2 separate regions of the Homo sapiens genome follow, and region 2 is linked to region 1. Evidence: read pairs that join two places in POLR2A ChIA-PET (ENCODE). Cell type or tissue: endothelial cell of umbilical vein. All regions are shown on one strand. Region 1 has its middle 78 kb from the start of FASLG. Region 2 has its middle 94 kb from the start of TNFSF18.

What was found. Peaks named below come from ENCODE experiments on the same cell type or tissue, not always from the same donor. Only the 100,000 strongest peaks of a DNase experiment are listed, where the experiment ranks them.
Region 2: POLR2A ChIA-PET joins it to region 1 with 8 read pairs; 2 of 35 experiments call an interaction of 5 or more read pairs at or near these places.

Annotation. Positions count from the first base shown.
Region 1 is chr1:172,734,605-172,738,604 of GRCh38, reverse strand. No RefSeq gene overlaps it. Among named protein-coding and RNA genes, the nearest start is that of FASLG, 78 kb to the right of the region's middle. In endothelial cell of umbilical vein, no CTCF peak of the experiment used is centred here; no DNase peak of the experiment used is centred here.
Region 2 is chr1:172,954,840-172,958,839 of GRCh38, reverse strand. No RefSeq gene overlaps it. Among named protein-coding and RNA genes, the nearest start is that of TNFSF18, 94 kb to the left of the region's middle. In endothelial cell of umbilical vein, no CTCF peak of the experiment used is centred here; DNase peaks (open chromatin) are centred at 1,769 and 3,259; H3K27ac peaks cover 2,971 bases.

The DNA.
Region 1 (4,000 bases):
ATAATGTACTTCCACACGATAAGGTCATATATCACAAGCCTACAGCTAACATTCTATTCAATAGTGAAAAGTTGGAAGCCTTTCCTCTAGGATCAGGAACAAGATAAGGATACCAACTCCCACCACTTATATTCAACATTGTACTGGAAGTCCTAGGCAGAGAAATTATGAAAGAAAAAGAAATAAAAGCCATCTAAATCAGAAAAGAAGAAGTAAAATTGTCTCTCTTTGCAGATGACGTGGCCATATATAGAAAACTTTAAAGACTCCAAACACAAAAAAACTGTTAGAACTAACAAGTGAATTCACTAAAGTTACAAAACAGAAAATCGACATACAAAAATAAGTTGCATTTTTATACATTAACAATTAACTATTCAAAAAAGAAATTAAGAAAACAATTCAATTTACTATAGCATCAAAAAGAAGAAAATACTTAGGAATAAATTTAACCAGGGAGATGAAAGATCTGTATACTGAAAACTTTAAAACATTAATGAAAGGAGTGGAAGAAAAAGAAACCACAAATAAATGGAAAGATATCTTGTGTTTATGTATTATAGAATCAATATCAAAATGTTCATACTACCCAAAGTGATCTACAGATTCAATGTAATATTCCACCAGCAAAAAGATTATGACTTGCTGAAGGCATGGTATGCCTATAATATAAAGCATGGCAAAGAATAGTAAATAGAGAAATAAAAACCAGAGGGAAGAAATTATAAAATAATAAAAAAGTAAACCTAAATGTAGCCATATCGATAATTTCATTGAATATAAATGGTCTCAACATGCCAATTAAAAGATAGAAATTGTCAGAGTGGGGAAACAAAGAAGATCACCTAAAAGCTCTGTAGAATTGAAAATTAAGGCCAGGCGCGGTGGCTCATGCCTGTACTCCCAGCACTTTGGGAAACCGAGGTGGGCAGATCAACTGAAGTCAGGAGTTCAAGACCAGCCTGGCCAACATGTCAAAACCCAGTCTCTACTACAAATACAAATATTAGCTGGGCTTGGTGACACGTACCTGTAATCCCAGTTACTTGAGAAACTAAGACAGGAGAATACCTTGGACCTGGGAGGTGGAGGCTGCAGTGAGCCAAGATCACACCACTGCACTCCAGCCTGGGAGACAGGGTGAGCCTCCGTCAAAAAAAAAAAAAAAAGAAAGAAAGAAAAAATTAAACAACACCCTTCTAAATAACCCATTGATCAAAAAGTCTCAAGAGAATTCAGAAAATATTTTGACCTACTTAAATATGAAAAGAACATATCAAAAATTGGGGGATACAATTAAAGTCTATAAGCAGCTTACTATAAATATTATTATATAGATCAATTAAAAATAAAAGAATAGAAAATGACAAACCATCAACATACACTAACAAAAAGAATGCAAGAATGGCTATATTGTTATCAAAGCAAACTTCAGAACAAGGAACATTGTCAGGGAGGAAGAGAGGCAAACATACCAAGAACACATAACAATCCAGGTATGTATGTGCAAAACCACAGAGCTTCAAAATACATGAATCGAAAACTGATACAACTAAAAGGAAAAATGGACAAATCTACAATTATACTTGGAGACATCAAAGCACCTCCTGATAATTAACAGAAGTAGAAAATAGGCAAGAATTAAGAAGACCTGAACAACCAGAAAAGTGAACATTTTATAGCTGCTCAGTCCCTTGTCTTTTGAGAGAAAAAAAACATTCTAGAAAAGATAAAAATGAATTTATTTTATGAACAACCCTATTTGACCTAAGTTCCATGAACACTATTCTTCATCAACTAAATACTGGTTGGAACAGACTTATCTTTTATAAAAATTAACAGAAGTTATAATTCAATCTCTAGGTCATTTGTATGGCAGAAATATTACATATAGTTAATATTATTTACAAAGTCATGTTATTTTGACATTATGACAAATTGTGTCAGAAATGCCCAGAGTACCTTCTCTTAGCCTTTTCCTGGGGACTTAATTTTGTTTTTTCTTAGTTATGTCTAGATTTAATCATTGCTTCTGCCAATTCAGTTTCTAGGTTCTGATGTTCAGTTGTGTATAATAGACTATGAAATATAGTGATCTGATAGTTTACTAGCGTATTTAAAGGAAATATCTTTTAAAAGTAAATAGTTTGTGGCAGGCATCAGTCTATGAAAGGGAAGCCTAATTTTGAAAACTATAAGCTTTCATATTATATAATATGTGAAAACCTCATATATGTGAAAGCATTATCGCTATGTATTTTTAATAGCATTATACCAGAAATTTTTAGAAGATTATATACTTTTTAATTAAATTATAGCAGTGAAAATAGCAAACACAAGAACTAGATTTTGGACAGAAGAAGAAAGAAATACATAAAATCTCTTTCACCCTTTTTTCTGATTCTTTTTCAAAATAGCAAACTTTTGCCTGTTGTGACTGAAATGTACTACCAAATATGACTTCTCAGGGTCTTTCATATTTCAAATATTGTATCAATGTGTTTTATTTTTAATTCTCTAATTTATGATAACTTGTTTTTCTAGTTTGTGGTATGCAAAGATATGTGCAGAGCCTTTCAAATAAAGTGACTCTGAACAAAAACAAAAAAAAGAAGATCTGAACATTCTCCGTCAACTTGACCTAATTAATATTTATAAAGTATTCTGCCCTAGAACAAGAGAATATACATTCTTTTCAAGTGTATGTGGAACATTCACCAAGGTAGATCAGAGATTAGCAAACTATAACCTGTGGACAAAATTTCACCCACCATCTATTTTTGTAAATTAGTCTTATTGAGACATAACCATGCCAATTTGTTTGTGTGTTGTCTGTGGCTATTTTTGTGTCACAAAGGCAGAGATGAATAGTGCAGGAGAGACCATATGGCCCTAACACCAAAAGTATTTACTATCTGACCCTTTACAGAAAAGGTTACCTACCAATCTTCTGCACCATAAGCAAACTATAGCCAATTGAAAACAATAGAAAGCATTGTTTTCTTTGACCGTAAGAGAATTAAATTAGAAATTAATAACGAGGGTATCTGGAAAATTCCAAAAATTTTGGAAATTAAGTAAAACCTTTCTAAGTAACCCATTGATCAAAAAGGAAGTCTCAAGAGAATTCAGAAAATATTCTAAATTACCTAAATATTAAAATACAGGGCCAGACACAGTGGCTCCCACCTGTAATCCCAGCACTTTGGGAGGCCAAGGCAGGTGCTTCACTTGAGGCCAGGAGTTCAAGACCAGCCTGGCAAACATGATGAAACCCCATCTCTACTAAAGATACAAAAAAAATAGCTGGGAGTGGTGGCACACACCTGTAGTCCCAGCTACTGAGACACGAGACATGAGAATCACTTGAACCCGGGAGGTGGAGTTTGCAGTGACCCGAGATTGTGCCACTGCACTCCAGCCTGGGTAACAGAGTAAGACTCTTGTCTCAAAAAATAACTACATAAATAAATAATGTTTCAACTCTGGACAATATCCATTGACTTCCAGCCAAGAAACATGAGGAAAAAAAGAAAAGAATAAAGCTTTTAAATTTATATTCCAACTTTATACCTTAAGAAACTAGAAAAATAAGAGCAAATTAAACACAAAGCAAATGGAAGGAAGAAAATAAGAAAGAGCACAAATCAATAAAATTAAAAACACAAAATAGAGAACATTTATAAAATCAATTGTATTAAAACATCAAAATTATTAATAAACCCCTAGCCAGACTAAGACAGAAAAAAGATAACACAAATTATCAATATCAGGAATGAAAGAAGGGATATTACTACAGATACTACAGACATTAAAAGGGTACAAGAGAATACTACAAATAACTTTATGCCCATACATTCAATGACTTAAATAAAATGGAATAAATCTTTAAAGATACACTGCCAAAATTCACTTGAGAAGAAATAAGTAAACTGAGCCATCTATTAAAAGCTGAATTTATAGTTTAAAACCTTCCAACAAAGAAAAGTACCACAAGACT
Region 2 (4,000 bases), 220 kb before region 1:
GAATGAATTTGCCCCCTCACCCCACCCCCTCCCCCAAATTTCCACGAAACTACTTGAGGTCAAGAACCAGTTTCCATAATGTTTTAGTTCCCACTCTGCTTCCTTCTCTTTTATCCAACTGGTTCTCAATAGCAGAACTGAAGAGAGGTTTATCCAGTAATAGTAACAAATTTAGCCTTTTTACTAATGAGCTGTTTTTTCCATAAGTGTAATTTGTTTTACTTTCCCATATCATAAAGTTGTGCTGATATTTATAGAAGTTCTTAATTTGGTGGAAGGGGGAACAGACTGAATCAATGTGTTACACTTACTAAGTTGATTATAATCCATTTTATTTGAATTGGTCATAAAATAGTGTCATTTACCCTCTTAAATATCTTAACAATGAATCTAGAAAACCTCAGATTCTGAGGAAATATTAACAAATAAAATACATGAGATTGATTTCAGCTCAGCTTGTCAAAACAAAGCCCAACTTGTCAAAAGAGCTATACTTCCATTCTTTACCACAAAAAGAATCTGAAACCCCTGGTTCTTTTTCCATGCTGAAAAAAACTACATGCAAACAAAACTATTGATATATGGAGCACCTGTATAGTAAATAATACAAGTGGTGGGCCACCACATTATTTATTTTGATGGTACATATTCAGTCAACTTTAATGTAATGCAAAGTGTTCATGCATCTGCTGTCACGCCTACTTAGCCAACTCTGGATTAAGGCTCTAGGTTACCTTTATTCCTGCACCAGGGGAGATAAGCACCCAATCCTGGAAATTGGAGCCACTAGGGTTAATAGTACTAGTGGGAGATTTAATACCAAACACTGACTATTTGTTCTTGATTTGATTTTTTTTTTCTTTTTGAGACAAGATCTCACTCTCTCACCCAGACTGAAGTGCAGTGGTGCAATCATATTTCACTGCAACCTTGATCTCCTTGGCTGCAGCAATCCTCCTGCCTCAGCCTCCCAGGTAGCTAGGACTACAGGTGTGAGCCACCATGCCTGGTCTAATCTGATATTCTCAAACACTATCTCAAAGCTCCATCTCTGTTCAGCCCATTGTAGAAGATGCTTTTGCTACTTATTTCTCTGAGAAATTTAAGGTTAATTAGGCATGAAATATCTGAACTTCCTGTCTCTCTACCCACATAATTACCTACATTTATATTCTCCCTTTCTTTTCTTTATTTGTGGAGCAAAATGAATTGTCCTTTCTCTGGTTCAAGGCAAACACACTGCTCTGCACTTTGGATGTCAGCTCCTCCTGTCCCCAGCAGGACTCAGCTCCAGCAATCATCATCCCTCTGTTTTCTCTGTTTTCAATCTGCCCTTTCCATTGATCATCTTATAACCATGCTCATAAGCAACTTCTCCCCTCTATTTGCCTCATGATTTATTTTCTTCTAAGACACTTCTTTTACCTTCCATTAAAATCTCAACTTGCTGTAATCTGGCTTCTACCCCAAAAAATCCCCTGAAGCAGTTCTTGTTAAGTGCATCGGTCTTAGCAGAACTTTGATACGTTTGACAGTTCATTGCTATTCCCTTAAAATGCTCTGCCCCTGCATTTTTATAGTAAAAGATTCTGTCTAAAAGTTGGTGTCTCCTGAGGACCTATCCTCGTGATATTTTTCTCATTCTACATTGCTCCCTGGATGATCTGATCTACTTCCATTGTTTTAACTGCTTCCTAGAGGCTGGTGTAGCTGATGTAGTTGTTTTGTTTTCCTTCTTAAAGTGTAGTCACTTTTTGTGCTAGCAGTGTTAAAAGGTCACCTTGTGTCCCTTCTTGGTTATGCAGATATGTAGCAGGCAGTTTCCTGCCCTAAGGAAAGGTGTCATGCAAGTTTTCACTAATTTATTGGAATTATCCCAGCCTCCTGAGATACAGAGCTCCATACAGAGCTCTGGGCAGAACATAAAACAACTTGCCTAAGGACCCCTGAGGATCCTTCCATGTAGGTAAGTGTAAATAACCCCAATCCCAGAATGGATGCTCACATAGGCCTCGTGGGGAAGCAAAGTGATAAGTTTCCTAAAGAACCGCCATGAATAGAAACAGAGATTTAGTGGGCTAGCCCTGGGGCTGCCTCAGGAGAGGCAAAGGGGAAAGATGTTTCTCTGTCCTTGAAGTAGCCAATGTGGGGACCCCTGGAGGGTGACCCAAACCATTATCTTTCTCTTACTTCTTAAATCCTGTCAGACACCAAATCTTTCTGATTCTAACTTTCAAATATCTCTTGTCTCTTTCTCCCCTTCCAATTTCATTGTCATTGATTTGAGTCTGTCCCTCATCATCTCTCACCCCGACAGTTGCAATCAATTCTTTACTGGTTTCCTACCTAAATGTCTTACCACTAAAAATGCAAACTTGATATATCACCTGTCTGCCTAAGACCACTTGGTGGTTTCCCACTATTCCCAGACTAAAGCCCAAACTCCTTCACATGTGCCAAATGCACTCCATTTTCCAGAGTCTGCCTATCTCTTCTACCTCAATGTTTTCATTTCCTGCCTGCAGGAAAACCAAATTATGTATAGTTGTTCTTAATCCCATGGTGTTTTTTGCTTTCTGTCTTATTCCATTGGCCTGCTATAAGAAAATACCATAGAGTGGGTAGCTTATAAACAACAGAAGTTTATTTCTCACAGTTCTGCAGGCTCAGAAATCCAAACTCACGGCACCAACAAATTCAGTGTCTGGTGAGGGCCCGTTTCCTGGTTCACAGTTGGCACCTTCTAGCTGTATCCTCACATAGTGAAAGAGGCAAGGAAGCTCTCTGGGGCATCTTTTATAAGGCACTAATCCCATTTATGAGGATACAACCTTCATGACCTAATCACCTCTCAACATCCAACACCTAATACCATCATCCTGGGCATTAGGAATTCAGCATATGACTTTTGAAGGAACAAACATTCAGACCATGGCATTTTCATCTCTTTGTCCACACTGTTCATGAATCTAGAATACTCTTCACCTTTTATCTTGCTCTTAATCATTTTTCAAGACCCCGCTTGGGCATCATCAATTCGCTGTCTCCTAACCCATTTTCTGTATAACTGTTGTGCTTTTTCCTCTTAGTTATCCTTGTTGCCAACCTCCCTCCCCACCCCATCAGACTATTCAGCTATTCAAGAATTCTCAATGTCATTGCTTAGAAGCCCATCCTGACAGTTATCCAGCCAGTTAGTGCAAAACAAGTGGTAATAACACATTGTTGAGAAGATTGGGAAATGACACATACAAAAATATCTTCGCCATCTGGAGGATTACAGTAGGCCTCAGCTTTATTTTCCTCCTGACATTATTCATGTCGCTTTTATTTACCTCTCTCTGACAAGACATATACCACTGATAATAACTTATTTCCTGTAGATTCTCCAGATGATATTAAAAGGAATGTGACTAATTATGTACTTATGAGGTGTTTCACTCTCTTCCTACTTTGTGTAATTCCCACTCCTTGAAGTAATTAGCAAATGTTTCATAGGACCACGCAGTACAGTCATTAAGGGTGCAAGTTTTGAAATTAGACCAACAGACTTGACTTTAAATACTCACTCTACCACATGTTGTGTAACTTTGGAATTTTAATCTCTCTAAGACTTAATTCGCCATCTCTAAAATGGAAATAATATTAATGTCTACCACATAAAGGTTAGCTTTATGATGTTCTTTGGGGAATGATGAAAATTAGGACCGGCAGGGAGACCTGCAGGAGAAGAGAAAATTCGGAAGAGAGAACTCATGTCCGCATGTTAGCTTGGAGTTAACATAATGATTCCTTCACTGAAGTGAAGCAGGAACACCTTTGGGTAACAGCTGCATGGACAGAGACTCTTCCACTCCGTCAGGTGGGAGGCAGTGGAAATGATTCATGCTACCTGCAGGAGAGTGAAGCTGGTGGAATGAGAAACTGTGTAGGAAGCTCTCTAAGTTGTAGCGTAACTTTCTGTTCCTCCACCTTGGTTCAGGAGCAACCCTAAGGTTGT